2 separate regions of the Homo sapiens genome follow, and region 2 is linked to region 1. A link is a contact called in ENCODE Hi-C or POLR2A ChIA-PET data. All regions are on one chromosome and are shown on one strand. The core of a region is the stretch at or near the end of the contact, and the rest is flanking DNA. Distances in the headings are between cores, read along the strand shown. Region 1 has its middle 64 kb from the start of PDGFA. Region 2 overlaps DNAAF5 (dynein axonemal assembly factor 5).

Region 1 (7,030 bases), core at 2,060-4,559:
GACCATCCTCACTCTTGGCAGCCAGGACCCCGAATGCAGAGCTTCCAGGACTTGTCCCAGGCCACGCAGCCACCCCGAGGCAGCCGGGACGCAGAGCCTGGCCCCAGCCCCAGCTCCGCGGTGCACAGTATGGCCTCAGACAGCGGCCTCACGCCTCTGCACCTCAGTGTTTGCACCTGTAAAACGGGACTGGTCCTCAGCCTCCACCTCGAAGGGTTGTGTGGGGTTGCATGGAATTCGCCAAGGGAGCGAAGAGTCTGCGGAGATCACCGCTAATATCCCCAGGGCCTGAGCCAGGAGGGTCCACACCCTGAGGCCACTCAGGCCCCATCAAGGGTCAGCAAGAGGGAGGAAGCCTGGCAGCTCCGTCCACCCCCTCGGTCCTTCCTTGCTGAGCCAGCCCTCCCTGGGTCCCAGAAAGACGACGGGGGTGTCAGAGGTCCCTCCTGCAGGCCGGCCCAGGGCCCCAGCGAGCTGGGGGTTGGAGGGGAATTCCCATCCGCAGGGAGGCACCGGGGCTTCAGGAAATGCCTGGGCAGAGGGAACAGGGCAGGCCAGGCGGGGGTCCGTGCTCTCACCCCTCTCCAGGTGTGCTTCTGGCTGTGGCTTGGAAACATGAGGACCTGAAGAGGGGCTGGGGCCCAGGTGGGCACCATTGCGTAGAGAAGCTGCGTTTGAGGCACGCAGGGGAAGCCCCAGCCCCCTGAAGAGGAGGAGCCTCCACGGCCAGCACAGGCCGTGGTCCCTGGAGACACTGTGGGAGCCGGTGCCTCAGGCCTGGACAAGTGCCATGGGTTGGGGGGGGCGCCCGCACCAGCCATGCTCTCCTGGCAGGATGGGGTGGCTCAGGCATCCCCATGCTCTGGGTAGAAGGTCTTCCTGCCACACTGAGGCCGGCCAGCACCCTCTGCCCCTGCGCCGTGTCCACCATTGTCTGGCTGGAGCCCTGGGGAAAGGCCCCAGAGGCCTGGACTGTCCAGACCCACAGGCACAAAGCGAACTCAGGAGCAGCCCAAACCCGGAAGGAACCTGCTTTCATTCCAGCAGACACGGGCTCCGTGTGTCACGTTCAATGATAACACCTGATTGTTGATCACTGTGTCTAATGCCAGACATCGTTCTAAGGGTTTGTATCTATGAACACACTCACAGGGACCTTGAAAGAGGTTCTGTGATCTCCCCATTTCACAGATAAGAGAAATCGAGGACAGGGAGATGTACGCAGCGTCCCCAAGGTCGTGCAGCTGGTAAGGAAAGGCCCGGAATCCAACCCCGGGCAGCCCGCGCCTTCCGCCCACGTTAGGCTCCCCCACTGTTAAAATTGCACGTTTTTATTGTATGGTTTGGTCTGTTTTCATTTTGAGTTGGTTATGGAAGGCGAGGGCCTGGGGGCGGGTGGGCTAGGCACATACTCCAGGGGCCTCTGAGGTCCTGACCCAGCAGCAGGACCAGGAACCACGTCGATTCTCCAGCATCTTCCCATGGATGGGCACTCCCGGCCGGCATTGCTGTTCCCTGGAGTCAAATGATGCTTGTCCTGCATCTCCAGGCCCCACAGGTGGACGGGCCCTCCTGGGCAGCATTGCTCTTCCCTGGAGTAAAACGATGCTTGTCTTGCATCTACACGCCCCGGAGGCAAGGGCTCCTCAGGCTCTTGTGGGGAGGAAGAGGAGAATGCCACCCCCTCAGCACCCCCACCCAGCACAGGAACGCCCACCACCCTCGTGGTCCTGACGCCACTGTCCTGAGCTGCTGTGACAGGTCTGGGGAGACCCCTGGATCCTCCAGCCCTCCCCCCCCGGGTGGCGAGGGGTCTCTTGCCCACAACAGCTGAGTAAACAAGCCCAGGTTGGGCAAGAGACTCCCCAAGTGGGTGGCAGAGCCTGGTTCTGACTCTATGCAGACTCCAAGTCAGAATTCTCTCCAGGGGTCCACACGGCCACCTGAGGAAGGGGTAACAATTCCTGCACCTGACTGGGCTTTGGGCCTGCGGAGCCGATGAAGTGGGAGCTCACCAGCTGGGGTGGCCAGACCCCCACCTACATGCACGGGTCCCTCTACAGCCCTTCTTGTCACAGCTGCAGGCAGGCCTCAGTTTCCCTGTCTGTAAGAGGGAGGCGGACGTCCTGGGCAGGGTGTCCATTCCCAGGGGCTGCCCTGGGACACAGCAGCACCAGGCATCTCCCCCTGGACAGCACCCGCAGCACCCACAAAAATCTGCCGGGGGCCACCGAGCCGGGGCCGCACAGCCAGAGCAAGGAGGCCTTCCTGGTGGAGGGGGCTCGTCACCTGGCCCTCAGTGAGGTGTGGGTCTGCCGGCGTCTATCCTGAGTCCGTCCGAGCGCCGGCGTCTATCCAGAGTCCATCCGAGCGCCGGCGTCTGTCCGGAGTCCTTCGAGCGCCCGCGTCTGTCCGGAGTCCGTCCGAGCGCCCGCGTCTGTCCTGAGTCGGTCCGAGCGCCCGCGTCTGTCCTGAGTCCGTCCGAGCGCCGGCGTCTGTCCTGAGTCCGTCCGAGCGCTGGCGTCTGTCCTGACTGCATCGGAGCGCCGGCGTCTGTCCTGAGTCCGTCCGAGCACCGAGGTTACAGCCCCTGTGCTGGGGCAGAACAGCATGTCCGTTGGGCTGCAGATGGGACGGTGCCCTGGGGACCCAGGAGGGGTGGACGCCTCCACCAGGGCCTTCTCCACTGGCCCAGCCTGGGCAAGACGCGGGCCCAGGTCAGCATCCACCCTGTCCCCCGTGTGTCCTCGGGGGCCCAGTCAGCCAAGCTCTGCCTCTCCTGACCTCCACCGGCCCATGCAGGCCTCGCCCGGACAGGTGGGAAGCTCAGAAGTCAGGAGCAGTCTGAGCCCAGAGTCAGGTTCCCGCCCTGGAGCATCGCTGGGGCCCATCTCCACGTGGATACAACGGGGCAGCATCCACCTGAACCCGAGGCCATGGGCAGCTTCACAACACAGAGTTCCCACAGTGCCTGGCCCTTCCCTCCTCCCTGTGCCAGGCCTGGGCTGGACGCAGGACGTGGGGACGGCTGTGTCCGTGTCCCCGGGGAGCACAGGGGCCACTGTGAGTATCACATGCAGTCGCTACTCCCCGCTGAGCCTCCGTTTCCCCACCTCTGAGTGGGGCTCCCTCTGCCCCCCGCCCCCACGCTCACACGTGCACAGACGGGCTGGGGTCTGAGGGTGACCTTGCTTCCCCGTGGGCTCCCCCGGAAGGGGCCTTTTCCCTGGGCTGCCCGCCCGCCCGGCCGCCCACATGCCCACCAGGCAGCCGTAGGGACACTTCCTGGCCACCCGCCAGCTCCCCGACTCGCCTATGGTGATTGCTGGCGCCCGGCCAGCCGCTGTCACTGGCCCCGGGGGCCCCTCAGCATTCTTGGCTTTTGTTTCCGATGACGCTGGGTCCACTGGGAAGGGAGAGACCAGACCAGGAGGGGGTTCAGGGAGAGCCAGCGATGCGACGGCAGGACCCCCAGGCCTCCCACCCCAACGCCGGGACCCCCAGGCCTCCCACCCCAATGCCAGGACCCCAGATCTCCCACCCCAGACCTCCCACTCCAACACTGGGACCCCTGGGCCTCCCACCCCAATGCCGGGACCCCCAGATCTCCCACTCCGGACCTCCCACTCCAACGCTGGGACCCCCAGGCCTCCCACCCCAACGCCAGGACCCCAGATCTCCCACCCCAGACCTCCCACTCCAACACTGGGACCCCCAGGCCTCCCACCCCAACGCCGGGACCCCCAGGTCTCCCACTCCGGACCTCCCACTCCAACGCTGGGACCCCCAGGCCTCCCACCCCAACGCCAGGACCCCAGATCTCCCACCCCAGACCTCCCACTCCAACACTGGGACCCCCAGGCCTCCCACCCCAACGCCAGGACCCCAGATCTCCCACTCCGGACCTCCCACTCCAACGCTGGGACCCCCAGGCCTCCCACCCCAACGCCAGGACCCCAGATCTCCCACCCCAGACCTCCCACTCCAACACTGGGACCCCTGGGCCTCCCACCCCAATGCCGGGACCCCCAGATCTCCCACCCTGGACCTCCTACTCCAACACTGGGACCCCCAGGCCTCCCACCCCAACGCCAGGACCCCAGATCTCCCACCCCAGGCCTCCCACTCCAACGCTGGGACCCCTGGGCCTCCCACCCCAACGCCAGGACCCCAGATCTCCCACCCCAGGCCTCCCACTCCAACACTGGGACCCCCAGGCCTCCCACCCCAACGCCAGGACCCCAGATCTCCCACCCCAGGCCTCCCACTCCAACGCTGGGACCCCCAGGCCTCCCACCCCAACGCCAGGACCCCAGATCTCCCACCCCAGACCTCCCACTCCAACACTGGGACCCCCAGGCCTCCCACCCCAACGCCAGGACCCCAGATCTCCCACCCCAGACCTCCCACTCCAACACTGGGACCCCCAGGCCTCCCACTCCAACGCCGGGACCCCCAGGCCTCCCACCCCAACGCCAGGACCCCCAGATCTCCCACCCTGGACCTCCTACTCCAACGCTGGGACCCCCGGGCCTCCCACCCCAATGCCAGGACCCCAGATCTCCCACCCCAGACCTCCCACTCCAACACTGGGACCCCTGGGCCTCCCACCCCAACGCCGGGACCCCCAGGTCTCCCACCCCGGACCTCCCACTCCAACGCTGGGACCCCCAGGCCTCCCACCCCAACGCCAGGACCCCCGGGCCTCCCACCCCAATGCCAGGACCCCCAGGCCTCCCACCCCAATGCCGGGACCCCAGATCTCCCACCCCAGACCTCCCACTCCAACACTGGGACCCCCGGGCCTCCCACCCCAACGCCGGGACCCCCAGGTCTCCCACCCCGGACCTCCCACTCCAACGCTGGGACCCCCAGGCCTCCCACCCCAACACCAGGACCCCTGGGCCTCCCATCCCAATGCCAGGACCCCCAGGTCTCCCACCCCAATGCCGGGACCCCCAGGTCTCCCACCCCGGACCTCCCACTCCAACGCTGGGACCCCCAGGCCTCCCACCCCAACACCAGGACCCCTGGGCCTCCCATCCCAATGCCAGGACCCCCAGGTCTCCCACCCCAATGCCGGGACCCCCAGATCTCCCCTCCAGACCTCCCACCCCAACGCCGGGACCCCTAGATCTCCCACCCTGGACCTCCCACTCCAATGCTGGGACCCCCGGGCCTCCCACCCCAATGCCAGGACCCCCGGGCCTCCCACCCCAATGCCGGGACCCCCAGATCTCCCACCCCAGACCTCCCACTCCAACGCTGGGACCCCCCAGGCCTCTGGGGCCCACAGAGGAGGGGTGGCAGTGAGGGTGGGGGGCTGTGTTGATGTGCGACTTCCAGTGTGGGATGGGAGTCGTCTCCCTGAAGAGGAAGAGGGAGCACAAGGGGCCTTGGGTGCTGCTGGCGCTCCCGAGCTGAAGGCGGGCAGAATGGACTCAGCACCAGGCCTCGGGTGAGGGGCTGGGGACAGCAGTGAGGCCTTGTCCTCCCGCAGACTCCCAGGGGTGTGAGGGTGAGGTCGAGAGGGCCACAGGTCAGGGTCTGACCCTGCCCCACGGGGACATCGCTGCCTGTACGGCCCTCCCCTAGGCCCCACTGTCCACGGGGGCCCCTCTGGGTTAAGAGCAGCGACAACTGTTCCTATTCATACCGCCTGGCCTCAGGTCCACGGCTGCGGCCACAGAGCCCATCCAGGAATTCTGCTGCTCTCAGTTTACATTTAAAATAAATGTTTCCTTAACTCGCATCTCATGGCCGGCGGTGAACGGCAGGAATTGTGAGCGCACATCCCGCCCTCCCTGCTGGACACTAAGGATGGGGGTCCCCTGGACCGAGCCTGGACAGTAGGGATGGGGGTCCCCTGGGCCAAGCCCAGACAGTGGGGGCAGGGGTCCCCTGGGCTGAGCCCGGACAGTAGAGGCGGGGCTCCTGTGAGCCGAGCATGGGGGTCCCCTGGGCCGAGCCTGGACAGTGGGGACGGAGGTCCCGTGGGCCGAGCCTGGACAGTGGGGATGGGGCTTCCCTGGGTTGAGCCTGGACAGTAGGGACGGGGCTCCCGTGGGCTGAGCCTGGACAGTAGGGATGGGACTCCCATGGGCCTAGCTGTCCCCAGACACTGGAGACCTGGCTATCAAGAGGAGAGCCTGTGTGTGTGAGTGGCCACCCCCATCCACCATGACCCGGAGGCTTCCTGTGGGCTTGCTGTGCTGTGCCTCGGTTTCTCACCTGGCCAGGCACCCCGCCCCCAGACGCTGCACCCAGGGTTCCAACCAGGGCATCACCTGGTGTGGCCCAGGCCTGGCAGGGAGCAGAGGCTAGCTCAGCTGTGGTGGGGGAGTTTACAGAAGAGACTTGACGCTGCCTGGGCAGCTCGGGGAGCACCCAGGAGTGACAAGCCCAGGGCCCTGCAGCAGCAGGAAGCCATGACCTTAGTAAGAGCATCCTAGGAGAAGCATCCTGGAGACACAGGGCTACTGTGGGAAACCCAGGTGCAGAGAGAGCAGAGGAAGAAATACCCTCACCTCTCTTCCTCCCGCCTTCCAGTCTCTGACTCAGTGCTGCCATTAGCTAGTCTCAACAGGATCAGTGCTTCTCATTGGCCAGCCTCAACAGGATCAGTGCATCCCACTGGCCAGCCCCAACAGGATCAGTGCATCCCACTGGCCAGCCCCAACAGGATCAGTGCATCCCACTGGCCAGCCTCAACAGGATCAGTGCATCCCAATGTCCAGCCTCAACAGGATCAGTGATTCCCATTGGCCAGCCTCAACAGGATCAATGCATCCCACTGGCCAGCCTCAACAGGATCAGTGCATCCCACTGGCCAGCCCCAACAGGATCAGTGCATCCCACTGGCCAGCCCCAACAGGATCAGTGCATCCCACTGGCCAGCCTCAACAGGATCAGTGCATCCCAATGTCCAGCCTCAACAGGATCAGTGATTCCCATTGGCCAGCCTTAACAGGATCAATGCATCCCACTGGCCAGCCTTAACAGGATCAATGCATCCCATTGACCGACCTCA
Region 2 (7,030 bases), core at 3,342-5,841, 320 kb after region 1:
GATTCCAAAAAACAAAAAGCATTAACTCCCAAACAAACAGGCAAAATATCCACATTTTATAAAAAAGAATTAATACAACTAATAAGCAAATAGAGTGGGAACTATCCAGCCCTTCTAGTGATGAGGAAATATGAATTAAAGACTGTAGGGTCCCGCTGGGCGTGGTGGCTCACGCCTGTAATCCCAGCACTTTGGGAGGCCGAGGCAGGCAGATCCCGATGTCAGGAGATCGAGACCATCCTGGCTAACATGATGAAACCCCGTCTCTACTAAAAATACAAAAAATTAGCTGGGTGCGGTGGCGGGCGCTTGTGGTCCCAGCTACTCGGGAGGCTGAGGCAGGACAATGGCGTGAACCCAGGAGACGGGGCTTGCAGTGAGCCGAGACTGTGCCACTGCCCTCCAGCCTAGGCGACAGAGCGAGACTCGGTCTCAAAAAAAAAAAAAAAAAAGACTGTAGGGTCCCATTTCTTCATTTATCCAATTAAGTGAAATAGCTGCTGCCTAGGGTGGCTGAGCTGGGAGTGCCAAGGTGCTTTTGGAAAGCCGTGGGACGCTGCGCATCTGGAATTGCCAATGTCTTCACTCCTTTCATCCAGCAATCACATTCATGAGAATCTATCCTTCCAATTCTAATTATGGAAAAAGCTATGCACCCAAAAATATGCATCGGGGCATAATTTAATAGAAATTGTAAGTGACCCAAATACCTCATACGAAGTTAAATACATAATGATATTTCCATAGAAGAAATGCTCTGGCAACCATTAAAAACAATTATCCTAAGCCTTTATAGCAAAATGGGAAGACAGGTGTGGTGTGATATGGAGGGAAAGTGAAGCCAGTGCAGAAGTGTCCGTGCTGCAAGCAGGAACTCGCACTGGGAGGGGAGACACGTGATCAGGGCGGAAGTGTCCGTGCTGCGAGGCGGAGCTGGCGCTGGGAGGGGAGACACGTGATCCGGGCGGAAGTGTCCGTGCTGCCAGCAGGAGCTCCCGCTGGGAGGGCAGACACGTGGTCCGGGTGGAAGTGTCCCTGCTGCGAGCAGGAGCTCACGCTGGGAGGGCAGACACATGGTCCGGTGGAAGTGTCCCTGCTGCAAGCAGGAGCGCTAGTGCTGGGAGGGCGGACACGTGGCTCCGGGCAGAAGTGTCCGCCAGCAGGAGCGCTCGTGCTTGGAAGGTAGACACGTGGCCCGGGCGGAAGTGTCCTTGCAGCGAGCAGGAGCTGGCGCTGGGAGGGCAGACACGTGGTCCGGGCGGAAGTGTCCGTGCAGCGAGCGGGAGCTCGCGCTGGGAGCGGAGACAGGTGATCTGGGCGGAAGTGTCCATGCTGCGAGCGCTCGCGGCTGGGAGCGCAGACACGTGGTCCAGGCGGAAGTGTCCATGCTGCAGCAGGAGCTCGCACTGGGAGGGGAGACACGTGATCAGGGCGGAAGTGTCCGTGCTGCGAGGAGGAGCTAGCGCTGGGAGGGGAGACACGTGGTCTGGGCGGAAGTGTCCGTGCTGCGAGCAGGAGCTCTCGCTGGGAGGGCAGACACGTGATCCTGGCGGAAGTGTCTGTGCTGTGAGCCGCAGCTCACACTGGGAGGGAAGACACGTGGTCCGGGCGGAAGTGTCTGTGCTGCGAGTGGGCGCTCCGGCTGGGAGGGCAGACACGTGGTCCGGGCGGAAGTGTCCGTGCAGCGAGCAGGAGCTCGCGCTGGGAGGGCAGACAAGTGGTCCAGTGGAAGTGTCCGTGCTGCAAGCAGGAGCGCTAGTGCTGGGAGGGCAGACACGTGGCCCAGGCGGAAGTGTCCACGCCTACCTCGAGCAGGAGCGCTCATGCTGGGAAGGCAGATGGGTGGCCCGGGCAGAAGTGTCCGTGCTGCAAGCAGGAGCGCTCATGCTGGGAAGGCAGACACGTGGCCCAGGCGTCAGGTTTGAACATTCTTGACAGCAAGTGGCTCACCCGTCAGCGTGCTTCTTTTTCCCATCCCAGGAGTTGGACTTGACCTGTGGACATTTGGCTGTTTTCTTTTTGTTTTTAAGCCAGAAACACTGTCTTGTTTCCAGTTTAAGATGTAGAGAGGGTGAAACAGTCAGAAACTGGGTCAGAAGCAGCGTGGTTCTCGTGGCAGGGCGGCACTTGGCCCAAGACTCGTGCTCTGGCGGGAGGCTCAAGTCAGGCGTCCCAGCAGCTTCGGTGCAACGCCTCCTGCCCGGCTGCGTGGGGAGGCCCTCCAAGACACCAGCTGGTCTCACCGCGAGGCCTGACTTCGAGCCAGAGCAGCGAGTACATTGCGTCTCCGTGTGGCAAGGGCAGGTGCGGGGGTCTCAGTCCACTACCGAGCAGCCTGCTCTGATGACTGGCGGCGCCAGGGAGAAGGCTCACATCGCGAGGTCCCCAGCAACGGCTCAAGGTGACTCACAGTTGCTTGGATAAGCCAGTGGACGCTCCCTCTACACTGGCCCGGGGCCAGAGCGCCTCCTTCTGCGGCCCCAACCCAGTCCCCACCCTGAGCCTTCAGCTCCTGGGCCTGCAGGCTGAGCCTGGCAGGAGACGCTGCAGGGACTCTCAGAGCTGTCCTTGCCCTGTCATTCATGGAGACTTACAGGGAGGCGGGGCGGCCCTACTGCAGTGGGGACCCCTTGGGGCGTAGGATGCACAGTGCAGGCGCCCAAGCCTCGCGCCCACCGGAGAGCAGCCACGGTGCAGGAGCTTGGCCCTGAGTGTGGGCGGGGTGAGGGCTGCAACGCTGAGAAGCAGATATTAAAGAAGTTCTTTCACTGAAACAATTGATTTTGGTCGTTGTTTCAACTATTGCTTGACTTTAATTTTTCAAAAAAATTTAGAAAAGTTTAAGAAAAATGGAAGGTTGTTTTGTTTTTGAGATGGAGTTTTGCTCTTGGTGCCCAGGCTGGAGTGCAATAGTGCGATCTCAGCTCACCGCAACTTCCGCCTCACGGGTTCAAGCAGTCAAGCAGCTGGGATTACAGGCGCCCACCACCACGCCCAGCTAATTTTGTATTTTTAGTAGAGATGGGATTTTTCTCCATGTTGGTCAGGCTGGTCTCGAACTCCCGACCTCAGGTGACCTCAGGTCACCCATCTTGGCTTTCCAAAGTGCTGGAATTATAGGCGTGAGCCACCACGTCCAGGTTTTGTTTTTGTTTTTGTTTTTTTGAGACATAGTCTCACTTTGTCACCCAGGCTGGAGTGCAGTGGCACGATCTCGGCTCACTGCAACCTCCACCTCCCAGGTTCAAGTGATTCTCCTGCCTCAGCCTCCCAAGTAGATGGGACTACAGGTATATGCCACCATGCTAGGGTAATTTTTGTATTTTTAGTGGAGATGGGGTTTCACCATGTTGACCAGGCTGGTCTCAAACTCTGGACCTCAGGTGATCCTCCCTCCTTGGCCTCCCAAAGTGCTGGGATTATAGGCATGAGCCACCATGCCTGACCAAATAGGTTTTCATATGGAAAAACGTGATTTTGGGGGGTTAAAATTTTCTGCTGCTTTTCTGTGATAATCACCTTACTGATTGAGAAAGAGGAAGCGGGGAGGTGGTGGCCGATAGTGCCCTCTCCCAGGTGGGAGCGCCTGAGCCTGGGCCTGTGCTGGATGGGGCCTCCTCCCGTCTCCTGAGGGCCGTGCACAGGAGCCTCTGTTGTGTCTTACAGGCCCTGCCCTGGGAGAAGCCCTGCCACACGTCGTGCCCACGCTGAGGGCCTGTCTGCAGCCCTCCCAAGACCCGCAGATGCGCCTGAAGCTGTTCTCCATCCTGTCCACCGTGCTGCTCAGAGCCACGGACACCATCAACTCCCAGGGGTAGGTCCGGGCTCTGCCTCTGCACGGCCCCCAGCTGGGGCCTGGGCCAGGGGTCCCCATCTCCCTCCCCAACAGCTCACTGAGCAAGGGGGTTCCCACCTCCTTCCCCAACACTGCACTGCGCAAGGGGTTCCCCATCTCCCTCCCCCACACTGAGTCAAAGGTGGGCCGGGGGTCCCCACCTCCCTCCCCCACGCCGAGTCTAAGGTGGGCCGGGGGTCCCCACCTCCCTCCCCCACAGCACTCTGGGTGAGGGTTCCCCACACCAAGTCTGAGGTGGGCGTGTGCAGTGACCCCTGAGCTTAACTGGCCTGGAAGCAGCTAGTCCATCCTCACTGGGTAAACACAAGCTCTCGGCAGGGAATGCACAGAGAAGCACTAAGTCAAAGTCATCTCCGTGTGGTCATTAAAATTCCAGTGAATGAAAAAGTTTTAGGGAACATTAACTGTTAATGGCTTATGTATTAGCTGTTCTCTGTTTTAAAAGCCTTTGGGCACTTTTCAAACCTAACAAACAACTGATTGAATTTCTATTGATGGTCAAAGTGGTAAAAATACCTCTTTGTTATCTAAGACAACTTTTAGGTGGCATTAAGACCCCGAGGGTCTAGGGCCTCCAGGTGTACGGCTTTGAAGTAAGGGCAAGAAGCATGGGTGCCCTCTAGGAGCACTGGGAGGGACAGTGGAGGAAGAGGCCCCGCCCGGGTGCCACTGCTGAGGCAGCTCTTAGGGCCCTGCCACTTACTTTGCTCAGAGCAAAAGGTGCCGTCAGCTGGGTCCTACCCCCGCCTGTGCGGCTGGATCTGGGCTGCGTCAGCACCGGGACCCGCCCCAGCAGCACATCTGTCAAAGCGGAAAGCAGTTCACACACCAGAGCCTCATGTGGAAAGAGTCCAGGCGCTCAGACTTTTCTCCTTCATGACCCTCATCTCTGCTCTCGGGCCTCAGCCCGCCTGTCGTACTGCAGGAAATTTTGTTTCCTGCTTGTCTTCAAAGACTTCAGGGCTTAGAACGGACCATAGAAAGATATGAACCGAGAGCCGTGGCAGCTGTCCAGCTTGCAGGCTGATATTTGTGTAGATGCCATGCAGATAACACAGCAGGGTCCAGGCCCTTCCCTCTGGAACTCACACTCGGCTGTATTTTGGGAGGAACCGCTGGGCAGGTTCTGCCCAGGAACAGTTAACTCTGCAGAGCACAGTTTCCACATCTGGGCTGAGTTCCCAAAGAAAGTGCGCCTAACAACGTCTTGTGGAAGGCGGTTGGCGTCAAGAGAAGTAAAGTGTTCAGATGGCAGTGATTTTAATGAACTTACTAGCTATTTTAATAGGAAAGATTTTTTTTTTTATCCGTTTGGTTTTTATTTTTAGAATCATGAAATAGCAAGTTGGCTCTGCTGAAGTAGAAATGGTGGGCGGGGAGTCGCCACTGACCATCGTCTGCGCAGAGCACCTTCCTGCTGACCGCAGCTGTGAGCGCCGGCTGTACGCAGGTCCCTGCTGTGCGGGTGCCCAAGAGGGCTGAGGGCTGCGTCTGCCATGGTGTCTCCACCTTGGACACCATGAATCATGAGAGGTTCTCAGGGCTGCCTCCCACAGGCTTTCTGTGTCTTACCTGGGACACTCGGGACTAGTTGTGTTTAGGTTTTCTTAAAATTCTGTAGTAATTGCATTGTAGAGCATCCCTAATCCGAACTTCAGAAATCCAAAATGCTCCAGTGAGTATTTCATTTGAGCATCATGTCAGTGCTCAGATATGGTCAGACCCTGGAGCACTTTGCATTCTGAAGTGAAGGATGCTCAGCCTGCGTCTGACAGAAGCTCCAGAGAAGTGGCTGCGAGTTCAGGGCAAGAGGCTCCTGGCTTTGAGGCTGCACCGTTTCTGGAAGTCAAGCCCCACAGTGGACCTCGAGTCCCTCTGTGAATAGGAATGTGCTCGGGCAGGGAACCCGGAGCACCAGCCGCTGGGCCCCTCGTTCCCCGGCTCTGCAGCGTCTTCGGGTCCTGTGGGTCTGGCTGTGCCCAGCCCTGCTGCCCGTGGACTATAGTGTCTTGGGGTCCTGCAGGCCTGGCTGTACCCGGCCCCAGTGCATGGTGGCAAGTGCCTGTGATCCCAGCTACTCAGGAGGCTGAGGCAGGAGAATCACTTGAACCTGGGAGGCAGAGGTTGCAGTGAGCGGAGATTGCGCCATTTCACTCCAGCCTGGGCAGCAAGAGCGAGACTTTGTCTCAAAAAAAAGGAACGTGCCTCATTCAGTGGTTCGATGGTGGTTCTGATCAATGCCCAGAAGTTCTGATGGAGCTTCTGTCAGACACAGGCTGAGTATCCTTCACCCCAAAATTAAAAAAAAAAAAAAAAAAATTTAAAAAAACCTAAGCACTCCTAGGTGGCGCCCGTGTGGCACGCCTGGCCCACACTTGGACCCCACACCCTGAAGGCCAGGACTTCCAGGCCATTTCATGTGGTGACCATGGAGCAGGCGCTGGGTTCGTTCATTCCAGAGAGCCCTCTTGCAAGTCACGGTGCCGAAAATGGCAGCTCTGCTTAAAAACGAACCCACGCCAGAAACCTCGCGGAATGCGTGTAAATCACACCACACCAACGTCACTTTCCACATCTGCTCATCTACCTGGCTGGTCCCAACATGGCCCCTGCCAGGAGCAAGCCGGTGGCGCCTCCAGAAGAGGAAGGGACGCTGTGCAGGCTTCACGGACGCTGGAGGGCTGCGGGCTGTGGAGCTGGTCTTGGAGACCAGAGCCACCTTTGAAACATACCGTGGTGTTGGGATGTCACTAATGAGTGTGTCATTTTGCTTTGAGTTTGTCTTGGTGGCACTTTGACCTGACTGGTCACCATCAGGACGAAGTCGCCGACAGGGTGGGAACTGCCCGTCTCTCTGAGCTGTGGCCCTTGGGTCCCCGGACCGCGCCTGTGGCCCTCCCATCCCGCCTCTGTGAAGCCGCAGCGACTGTCCTTGCTGGACAGAGGGTTCTGTGGCTGGAGAGACTTGGCCTTTTTCTGGGGGAGGGATGCAGATGGGAAAGGGGCTCACTGGGTGCTGCCGACACCACCGCACCTGCCCTAGCCCAGGCGTCACTCAGGCCTCCTTTTGAAGCTAGGAGCGGCGAGGGGCTGAAAGTGCACCCTCGGCCCAGGGCCTCTGGCTCGCCTCTGGAGAACAGGACCTACGCGGGCCGCAGGAGAGGCCAGGGGCAC

What was found. Hi-C counts contacts between places; a loop is a spot of excess contacts on that map. ChIA-PET counts read pairs that join two places held with the same protein, here RNA polymerase II (POLR2A). Pooled maps may share reads with other maps.
Region 2: a map of mammary epithelial cell shows a loop between it and region 1 (8-fold over the local background). The contact joins two enhancer-like sites. A Hi-C loop is called at or near these places in 1 of 168 maps with a recorded cell type or tissue (mammary epithelial cell), 1 of 37 single-sample maps with no recorded cell type and 2 of 50 pooled maps. POLR2A ChIA-PET finds 5 or more read pairs at or near these places in 4 of 52 experiments (OCI-LY7, PC-3, T-cell and 1 more).

The regions. Positions count from the first base shown.
Region 1 is chr7:452,487-459,516 of GRCh38, forward strand. No RefSeq gene overlaps it. Among named protein-coding and RNA genes, the nearest start is that of PDGFA, 64 kb to the right of the region's middle. RefSeq lists an enhancer at 1-179. Within about 2 kb of position 3,310, at least 2 of the 41 ENCODE cell types and tissues checked have a DNase peak (open chromatin) inside an H3K27ac peak, as active enhancers do.
Region 2 is chr7:766,805-773,834 of GRCh38, forward strand. It overlaps DNAAF5 (dynein axonemal assembly factor 5), which reads left to right. Exons shown (of 13, transcript NM_017802.4): 9 at 3,667-3,814. Among named protein-coding and RNA genes, the nearest start is that of PRKAR1B, 43 kb to the left of the region's middle. RefSeq lists enhancers at 701-1,900, 1,350-1,877. Within about 2 kb of position 4,592, at least 23 of the 41 ENCODE cell types and tissues checked have a DNase peak (open chromatin) inside an H3K27ac peak, as active enhancers do.